2 separate regions of the Homo sapiens genome follow, and region 1 is linked to region 2. The links are chromatin loops, found by intact Hi-C in ENCODE. Cell type or tissue: natural killer cell. All regions are shown on one strand. Each heading gives the region's core, and the rest is flanking DNA. Links, peaks and the distances in the headings are about the cores only.

Region 1 (5,380 bases), core at 82-5,081, 51 kb before region 2:
AACACTACTACAGAAGCAGAAATCAGAAAGGAAAAGATAAATTGGCTAGTATTTAAACTTCTGTAAGGCCATTTTTAAAAAACTAAATAAAACTTTAACAGGAAAGGTTACTGGAGGAAAAAAAATCACAACATATAACAAAGAGCTAACAATATTCCATAATCTTTACATGTATATACATTTTAAACACTTGAAATAAAATGGCAAACATTTCCCTAGAAAAATATGCTAGAAACACAAATTTAAAAATTCATAAAATATACATATAGCCAGTAATTTATAAGAAAATTTCTCAATCTTACTACTAACCAAAGAAATACAAAGTAAAGTAACAATATCACCATCTTCAGCTATCAGACTAGCAAAGATTTTTTAAAATAACATTGTTGTCCAGTGTGTCGAGAAGCCCCACATTCTGACACACAATTCTAGGAGAAAATCCGGCACCATATACCATCTACAGCAAACTTACAAACACTTCTATAAAACGAAAAGAGAAGGTTTTTTTCTTATTTTTTAAAAGATGATTTGGTGACTTGCGGCATGGATGACTACATAAAAGATGATGCCATTAAACAAGAATGGGGACACCCACAAAAGCCGGAGAGGATGAGCAATTCACGGTTGAAACATGTTCAGCTTGAAATGTCAACGGGACGTCCAGACAGTGGCATCTTGTAGGCAGTTGGAAACACAGGTCTCAGGAGGGAGACCTGTTGCTGAAGACCTAAATCTGGAAAATGGCACCACAAGAGTAGATAAGCCCACAGAGAAAGAGGCTGTGGAGAAAAATGTAAAAGCTGAAGCACTGTGCCTCAGAGAACACCAACACTTAAGAGGTGAAAGAGACAAAGATAGCGTCTGTGATCAAGTTAAGAACCAGGAGAGAATCACACAATGGCAATCACGGAAGGAAAAAATCAGCAAACTGGTAGAGGTCACCAGCTTTCAATGCTGCAGAGAGGCGGGTGGTGAAGAGAAAAGAATGTGGCACACAAGCAAGGTCATCTTTGGCTCCTGTAAGGGGAGTCTTAGTGGAGTGGTGACACAGGAGTCCATTTAAAATAACTAGAAAAGTAACTAAAAGTAGGAAGGAGAGGCAGCAAATGTAGGCTTCTTTTTCTAATTTTTATTTTATTATTATTACTTTTTTTATAATGGAGACAAGGTTTCACTATGTTGTCCAGGCTGGTATGGAACTCCTGAACTCAAGAGATTCTTGACTTCCAACCCCCAACTCCCTCCCCGCCCCCTTCTCCATCTCCCAAAGTACTGGGATTACAGGCATGAGTCACTGCACCCAGCCAACTTCTTTTTCTAGAAGTGTAAGAAAGGAAGAGGAAAAACTAGGGGGAACGGAGAAGGAGTTAGTCTGAGATGGTGACATGTCCTGGGAAAGTGTCTTTTTATTTTTTTTAAATGATTGTGGAAAAAGCATATTTTTATAGTCTGCAAGAAAAGAACACGTGAAGGAGGGGCTAAAGATACAGGAATAAGAACAAAAGAAAGCAAGGTTCTGAAGAGCAGAGGCGGCAGCCAGCTACAGAAAGGAATATACCCCACTTCCTCCCTGAGATAAGAGGGAAGGACATAAGAAAAACCAAGAATGACATGTTACCCGCTAACTTCTCTGAGCTTCCATTTCCCATATATAAAGCAGGATTAGCAACACACCAAACTTCATAAGGTTGTTGTAAGGATTAAATGAGATGATACATACCAAATACTAGTGATCACCTGGAGTCCACTAAGGAGACCATTCAGAGGCAAAACTTCTTATCTGAGGAATTTAGAAGTAATTAACTTCCCTGTTATCTAAAATCGGCACCTGGTTCCAGCTCTCTTTTCAACCTAAAATTTGTAAGCAACTAGACTTTCTATACATCTCTGGAATGCCATGCCGAAACTCCCTGTGCAACCCTTGCTGACATTACGTCTAAAAATGTAATCATTTATCATGACCTATTGGCTAATATGGTCCAAACTACCCTTAAGCTCCTGCTTTAAGTTCCATAAATACCCTAAGGAAAAATCCACCGCGAGCTCAGTTCTCTCTTGCTGAGGCATTCTTCTGCAGAGTTCCTTCTTTCTAATAAAACTTTCCTTTTTCAAACCTATACTGCTGTCAGTAAATTCTTCCTACCAACCTGTGAGTTGACTACTTTCCAATGCCGGGGCTCTGACACCTCACCCAGCAACTAGTAGTAGGCTCTAAATAATGATAGCTATGTATATGTGTATGTACACATGAGTGTGGGGGTGAAATGGTTAGATCCACAGAAATAAACCTGCTAATGGAGTCTGACACTCCATGATTTACATAATACCTGTCTATCTTGTCTTACTGATAACACTTTTCAAAGGGAGTACATACTTGGCCCTACCCACTCTACACTCAGCAAGACAAATAAATAACTATACTGAGAACTCTACTGTGGTAAACCTTAAAACAAGCCCAGACTAAGAGCATATGCAGAAAAGAATAAGGGTGGAAATCTGAATTAGGGGTCTGTGGAGAGGAAACCAGTTGAACAAGTTCTGCAGAGCACATGACTTCAGTGGTTTCCCAGCTCTGTGCAATACAGAAGGGGAACATACCAATGCCGGAACTGACCACTTCAAGCCACTGAGATTCAGTTCCTCCAGGAACAGCTCCTCTGGTACCACACCCATCTTGCACAGCAAACATCCCTGAATGCCAGGGTTACTCTATGCTAAAAACCTCCCAAATTTGGCTGTCTTTCTCCACAATTAGGATTCTACTAAACCACTAACACTTCTGAGCACCACCTAGGCATTGGAAACAGCCTAGAAATTTCCATATGGTAATGGTAAATCTAAGTCTTGAGAGAAAGGAATGCAGAGTATTCCATAAAGCATTCTTCACCATACGCAGAAAGAGGGGAATCAGGATGACTTCCCAGAGAAAATGGTACTGATTTTATAGGTCTTGAAAGACTTGTGGTATGTGCTGATAAGGGAGAATACGTCAGGCCAAGGGCAGAGAATGTGCAGACCCTTGGAAGGATTTACACAGGAATTAAAGAATAAGATTTAATTCAAAAGACCATTCTGAGCAGTTGTAGGAGAAAGGGCTAGAGAGAAGTGAGGAGACACTAAAGAAAGTATTGCAGTAATCCAGCCAAGGAACAAAAAAGGCTTGTTTTTCAAACCATACAAGCAAAATGAGAAATCTTGATAGTATCTGTTTTAAAGGAAACCTGAGTATAAATTAGGCCAATCTGAAAAGCTATAGGAATAAGTGAAAAACAGGGAAATGTTTTTGCTTCAAGTTATATATTTAACTTCTGTGTGTATTTATATCTAATACAGACCCCTGAGCAAATCACTTCATTCTTAGCATAATCAGATAGAATAGGTCAAGTCTACTTGTCAAAATTACATGTCTAATTGTTTTATTTTAATAGAGTCCCTGGTCTTATTGGAGAAATGGAAACTAGATCATAGTGATGGGTTGCACAACTCAGCAAATTTACTAAATATTATTGAATTGTACATTAAAAAAACAGGTGGATTTTGTGGGATGTGTATTAAACTCCAATAAAGTTTTTCGTTTGTTTAAGTCTCGGCTAATAGATTACTTACTCCTTGATCAAGTCTTCAGATCCAGAGTCTGGTGAAACATTACCATGGTCAGCTGTCTATCTATCCATCCATCCCTAGTTTACCACTTACCATGGAGCATGAAAGACCTTTTAATCTTAAATGAAATGAAATGAAATTCCAAAACTGAGTTAAATCTAGATGATAGCTAAGTCTCAGAAGCTACAGCTTAATCATTACTAACCTGTGAGCAGCTCTACAGCCTAATCATTACTAACCTGTGAGCAGCTCTTGAGAAGAAAACAACAGGTAAGAGTCCTCTACAAAGTAGAAGACAGGCACCTATTTCTCTGTAAAAGCAATCCTCTGCTAGAGCCATATATGTCAAAAATTTAATTTTCACACCTATTATTTAGTAAGAAAATAAGGGAGTGGGGGTTAACTATGATATACATTAAGAACACAGTACTGCCAGGTGAGGTGGCTCACGCCTATAATCCCAGCACTTTGGGAGGCTGAGACAAGGAGGATCATCTGAGCCTGGGGGTGTTGTGGCTGCAGTGAGCCCAGATCACACCACTGCATTCCAGCCTGGGTAACAGAGTGAGACCCTGTCTCCAAAAAAAAAGAAAAGAAAAGAAAAGAAAGAAAGAAAGAACGTAGTACTTGCCTTCTAAGGCTAACAGTGCATTAGGAAAGAGAAAAGTTATAATAAAGATACATGAGAGAGGAACATCTAACTTAGACCTGGGGTAAGGATGGATGGCCAAGTGAGTTTCCCAGAGGAATGCTAACTGATTTTCTTAGATAGGCAATATATTTTTTACACAGGTCAATACTTCAATACACAGTTCGAAATTCAAAAAGCATAAAAAAGATACCCAATTAAAAGGAAGAAAACTCCATGAATTGAACAGGAAAGAGTGACATATGCTGCAGAGATTAAGTACTAGAAAAATTTCCATGGGACATAGCAATTAGGCCATTGGTGATATGAGCAAGAGAAATTTCTTTTTCTTTTTCTTTTTTTTGAGGGGATCTTGGGAATGTTTTTTCTTTTTTTTTTTTTTTATTATACTTTAAGTTCTAGGGTACATGTGCACAACATGCAGGTTTGTTACATATGTATACACGTGCCATGTTGGTGTGCTGCACCCATTAACTCATCATTTAGCATTAGGTATATCTCCTAATGCTGTCCCTCCCCCCTCTCCCCTCCCCCTACCCCACAACAGGCCCCAGTGTGTGATGTTCCCCACCCTGTGTCCATGTGTTTTCATTGTTCAATTCCCACCTATGAGTGAGAACATGCGGTGTTTGGTTTTCTGTCCTTGTGATAGTTTGCTGAGAATGATAGTTTCCAGCTTCATCCATGTCCCTACAAAGGACATGAACTCATCCTTTTTTATGGCTTCATAGTATTCCATGGTGTATATGTGCCACATTTTCTTAATCCAGTCTATCACTGATGGACATTTGGGTTGGTTCCAAGTGTTTGCTATCATGAATAGTGCCGCAGTAAACATACGTGCGCATGTGTCTTTATAGCAGCATGATTTATAATCCTTTGGGTACATACCCAGTAATGGGATGGCTGGGTCAAATGGTATTTCTAGTTCTAGATCCTTGAGGAATTGCCACACTGTCTTCCACAATGGTTGAACTAGGAAATACCATTCAGGACATAGGCATGGGCAAGGACTTCATGTCTAAAACACCAAAAGCAACGGCAACAAAAGCCAAAATTGAGAAATGGGATCTAATTAAACTAGAGCTTCTGCACAGCAAAAGAAACTACCATCACAGTGAACAGGCA
Region 2 (5,380 bases), core at 229-5,228:
TAAAAGCAATGGAAAGCTGCTGAGAAGTGATGTGATTCGATTTAGGATTTTAAAAGTTCACTCTGGTTTCTGTGAGTGAAACCAGTTTTTTCAGAGCAAAAATCATATCAGGAAGATCAGTTTGGAGGCTGCTACAGGAATTCAGGTAAGAGACTGGTCATTTGGTACTGAAGGGTGGCAGTGAAGATGGACAGATTTGACAGATAGGTTCGAGAGGAATCTGGGAGGTAAAATTAATGGGGCTTGGTGATGACCTCAATTTTGGAGTGAGAAAGAACGGATGTGTGGAGCATGTTCAAGCAGTGAATCATCTAGTCATGAGGTAGAAACAAAAGAAAACTATAGAAAGGGTTACCTCCACTCTCAGCAATAGCATTGAAATATTCCCTGCTCATGGCTGGCGGGGGAGTGGGGGGGGGTGGGCAGGAAGACAGGGAGGAGGGAGGGGATTGGCAGGGCCACAAAGCAAATCTCACATTGCCCTTCGAGAGCTCACATTTTACCATAGCCAAACAACATGAAAATCAAAGTGATAGGTGGCCAGGTGAGGTGGCTCTCGCCTGTAATCCCAGCACTTTGGGAGGCCAAGGCAGGTGGATCACCTGAGGTCAGGAGGTCAAGACCCGCCTGGCCAACATGGTGAAACCCCGTCTCTACTTAACATATAAAATTAGCTGGGCATGGTGACATGCATCTGTAATCCCAGCTACTCCGGAGGCTGAGGCAGGAGAATCGCTTGAACCTGGGAGGCAGAGGTTGCAGTGAGCCAAGATCATGCCATTGCACTCCAGCATGGGCAACAGAGCAAGACTTCACCTAAAAAAAACAAAAAACAAAAAAACCCTCACATCTTACAATAGCTGAACAACATGAAAAACAAACAAAATGATAGGTGGCCAGGCACGGTGGCTCACACCTGTAATCCCAGCACTTTGGGAGGCTGAGGCAGGCAGATCACCTGAGGTGAGGAGTTCGAGACTAGGTGTGATCTCAGCTCACTGCAGCCTCCATTTCCTGGGTTCAAGTGATTCTCCTGCCTCAGCCTCCCAAATTGGTGGGATTACAGGCACATGCCACCACACCTGGATAATTTTTGTATTTTTAGTATAGGTGGGGTTTTGCCATGTTGGCCAGGCTGGTCTCAAACTCCTGACCTCAGGTGGTCCACCCGCCTCGGCCTCCTAGAGTGCTGGGATTACAGGTGTGAGCCACTGCACCCGGCCTGAATCTGCATTTCTAAAAAGTTCCCAGATAATGCTGATGCTACTGGACTGGGCTCACAGTTTGAGAACCACTGCACTGGATTAACTAAAAAAAATTTTCTGGTCAATTATCTAATGATGCTTTCAAAAACTGAGGTAAGGTTATCAGCTGAGTTCTATCCTTCATGAGCCACAGCACTCAGATGGCATTCCATATAATGGAAGAGAATGAAAGAAAAGAAACCTTTAATCCACCACTTTGCACTCTAAAAAGTGATAACTACCCAGCTCCCTCCTTAACCCCTTGCATTTGCGCTCACTCCTCCACCCCCATTCCACCAGGATCAAGGACCCCAGCACAGGTTCTTGCAAAGCTCCCTACAACTTAGACTACACCCTCCATCATTTCCAAATTCAGACTGGTTTAATGGATATAATATGGGTCCTCCAGTCCTGTAATGTCTCACAGGCACTGTAACAAATCCCAGAGCTGGTCTGTTGTTGCAGAGGAGGACTGCAGGCTGGAAATCTAGTGACTTGCAGCCAAATCTGGCTCTTCTGTTAACTACGTGGCCCATGATGAGTCATGTCATTTAGCATTTTTACGCCCTAATTTTTCAACAGTTTTTTTTTTTTTTAATCCCTCACTATGAGAGAAAAAGGAATACCTAAAGAAATATTAGCCAAAATTTTCTTGGAAAAAAGACATTAGCAACAGAATTATAACATAGAGATATTACATTTATAGTTAACCAACAAAGTGTGTGTGTGTGTGTGTGTGTGTGTGTGTGTGTGTGTATTTTTAGATCCTCACAACAACCTTGTGAGGTAGGTAAAACTTGAGGCTGGGAGAAGATGAAAGTCTGGCCAAATTAAGCGTCAGGGCCAGGACTCAAATACTTTACCTTCTCAATGAAGTCGGTGTTCTTTCCAACACACTTGCCGTCCCTCAATTTATTTCAATTGAATGTAGGAATGTACTAGTGCATAACCTGGATGGCCCTAAAAGGATCAGAGAATTATATTAACCTAAAACTAAATGGCCAATGACCCAGCAAATTAGAAAACAAGAGTTGCTTCCTTCAGCTAAATGCCAGGGAGGATCCCTGTAATATCATTTGACATTCTCAGCAATTTTGCTTCCACAATTTTATAGTCCTCTACCAGGTCCCTCTGGCTTGTTCATTGTAGGATATTTTCTCTGTGTCAGATGACAGCAAACCTCTGGTAGATACACTGCCATACACTGCCATTTAAAAGAGCTTCTGAAATTCTTTCAGCCTCCAAGTCACAAGACCGCAAACATCCTCTACGATAATTTGGCCTTGTCATGGCAGTGAGACCTCTGGTGACTAATGCCTGCACAGCACTGAACTGGCAGTGCATTTCCATTTTATTCAATTTGTGTATTCCAACCCCAAACCTTCTAGTTCCAATCTAATTTCTTTCACGTTCTGAGTTTGGGGCGGGGGGACTACACTAATAAATTTCTAATTGAGTAATAAGACTGATAAAAGCCACCAATCTTGTACTGAGTGTCTTTTAAGGGCCAGGTACTGCATTAAAGCCTTTATATAAGACCTCAACTATTAATCATTAATAATGATGGGACCATTTAGTTATTGAGCATCTATGTTGTGCCAGGCACTGTACTAGGTGGTGAACATGTGATCTCTAGGCCACATTTTTCTCACTTCTCATTTAGTAACTAGGCATCAACTTTTTAATTTTTTTGGAGACAGAGTCTCTCTCTGTTGCCCAGGCTGGAGTGCAGTGGCATGATCTCAACTCACTGCAACCTGCACCTTCTGAGTTCAAATGATTCTTCTGCCTCGGCCTCCCGAGTAGCTGGGACTACAGGCACGTGCCACCATGCCCAGCTAATTTTTGCATTTTTAGTAGAGATGAGGTTTCACCATGCTCACCAGGCTGGTCTCAACTCCTGACCTCAAGTGATCCACCCACCTTGGCCTCCCAAAAGTGCTGGGATTACAGGGGTGAGCCACCACGCCTGGCGGGCATCAACTATTAAACTCACATTTCCCTAAGAGTCAGTCACACACTGAAGGAATGCCTTTTGTATTCGGACCGTTATTTGGACCCTTTAAGTTTATCCTCTCTGTTATAACATAGACAAGAAAGAGGGAGAATAGATCAGGGCCCAAATTGAGCCACTGACGCCCAGGTTTTCTCTATTTGGGGTGCTTGAAGACAGTAGCAATGAAAATGTGCAAGGGAGCAGCTGAACACCAAAGACTACTTCCTAAATCAAATGGGTGTTTTGATGGCATAAAAGATGCGCTTTCTGACGGAAGCTCTTGTTACATTTACTACAGTGGAAAGGTTTTTCTCCTGTATGCGTTCTCTGGTGTGTGAGGAAATGGGAACGCTGATTGAAGGTCTTGCCACACTCAGGACATCGATAGGGCCTGTCTCCTAAGTGGATTCGCTGATGGGTAATAAAGTGGGAGCTCTGATTGAAGCTCTTCCCACACTCTCCACATTTGTAGGGTCTTTCTCCGGTGTGGATTCGTTGGTGCTTAATGAGGGCGGAGCTGTCGGCGAATCCTTTCCCACAGTTTTCGCACTTAAAAGGTCTCTCACCTGTGTGTGTTCTTTGGTGCGTGACCAAATGTGAGCTCTGACTGAAGCTTTTGTGGCAGTCAGGACAACTGAAAGGCCTCTCTCCTGAATGAGTGCTCATGTGAGCTACAAAATGAGAACTATCTCTGAAGCCCTTCCCGCACTCCGGGCATTTGAAGGGCCGTTCTCCCGTGTGGGTTCGTTGGTGCTTAATCAAATCCGAGCTCTGGCTAAAACTCTCCCCACAGTCATTACACCTGTAAGGCTTCACCCCTGTGTGGGTCCTCTGGTGAGTGATGAAATTTGAGCTTCGACTGAAGCTTTTGTGACATTCCAGGCACGCGTAGGGCTTCTCGCCTGTGTGGGTTCTTTGGTGCATTATGAGGTGTGGCTTCCGCCCAAAAGTCTTTCCACACTCTGGGCACTCATAGGGTCTCTCCCCTGTGTGGGTTCTCTGATGTTTGATGAGTGTTGAGCTGTCGCTGAATTTCTTCTCACACCCCTTGCATTGGTAGGGCTTCTCTCCTGTGTGTGTTCTGCGATGGGTGACAAGGTCTGAGCTCTGTTTGAAGCCTTTCCCACACTCAATGCACGTATAGGGCCTCTCGCCAGTGTGGGTTCTTAGGTGTCTTATGAGATAGGAACTCTGGTTAAAGCTTTTCCCGCATTCTGCACACATAGGCTTCTCTCCTACATATCCATCCAGGAGCTTGTTTAAATCCCTCTCCTGTGAAAAGGACTCCAGCTGGCCCTCTCCTGGAAGGGTTCCATGTTGCCCTTCTAATTCTAGGCCTTGCTCCCAGTTTCCTCCCCAACTAAGAGTATGAGAAAGATCTTTATTGGTCCTTTCTGAGGATGTTCCACATTGTTCTGCTGTTTCAGAATTGTCCTGATTGAGCTTTGCCACCTGATGCTCACAGTCTGAAAAATTAATGTAAGTAACAGAGAATAAAGTTATCAGTTATCAGGAAGGAATATCAGAAAGCAGTGACAAAGATTAAAATCCCTGTTTCTGCAGCAGACTGCACTTAATTCAACCGCTCTGTTTTCACTTTGTGAAAAGTTTATTGAGGTTCATTGAGCTGTCAGAACACGTGAATTCCTAAACTTTTTAAATTTTAAGATGGCCAGATGAATCTTGATATCCTTCAAGCGGAGACCACATATTGTCAATATTGTGCGGTTTCTTTAGAAGATATTATAGGTTTAGGCCAGGCGTGGTGGCTCACGCCTATAATCCCAGCACTTCGGGAGGCCGAGGCAGGCAGATCACTTGAGGTTGGGAGTTCGAGACCAACCTGGCCAACGTGGTGAAACTCCATCCCTACTAAAAATATGAAAATTAGCTGGGCGTGGTGGCGGGTGCCTATAGTCCCAGCTACTTGGGAGGCTGAGGCAGGACAATCACTTGAACCCGGGAGGCGGAGGTTGCAGTGAGCAGAGATTGTGTCACTGCACTCCAGGCTGGGAGACAGAGGGAGACTCCATCTCAAAAAAAAACATAGGTTAGACAAAAGTGAAATGCTTAATCAAAATGAAGACTTTATTTAGTCAACTACTGACCATTAAGTCAAATTTAAATGTCTGCTAGTGGC

The links. A loop is a pair of places that touch in the nucleus more often than their neighbours do. Peaks named below come from ENCODE experiments on the same cell type or tissue, not always from the same donor. Only the 100,000 strongest peaks of a DNase experiment are listed, where the experiment ranks them.
Region 1: it touches region 2 in a loop (2.9-fold over the local background); 23 of 110 quality-filtered maps call a loop at or near these places.

Annotation. Positions count from the first base shown.
Region 1 is chr15:90,410,099-90,415,478 of GRCh38, reverse strand. The region is part of intron 2 of IQGAP1 (IQ motif containing GTPase activating protein 1); the gene reads right to left. Among named protein-coding and RNA genes, the nearest start is that of IQGAP1, 25 kb to the right of the region's middle. RefSeq lists enhancers at 1-1,118, 2,417-3,148. In natural killer cell, for the core only: no CTCF peak of the experiment used is centred there; DNase peaks (open chromatin) are centred at 1,558 and 2,558; H3K27ac peaks cover 3,721 bases.
Region 2 is chr15:90,359,369-90,364,748 of GRCh38, reverse strand. It overlaps ZNF774 (zinc finger protein 774), which reads right to left. Exons shown (of 4, transcript NM_001004309.3): 4 at 1,902-4,706. The coding sequence ends at 3,466. Among named protein-coding and RNA genes, the nearest start is that of ZNF774, 9.8 kb to the right of the region's middle. RefSeq lists a silencer at 1,578-1,872. In natural killer cell, for the core only: a CTCF peak has its summit at 2,538; a DNase peak (open chromatin) is centred at 2,528; H3K27ac peaks cover 438 bases.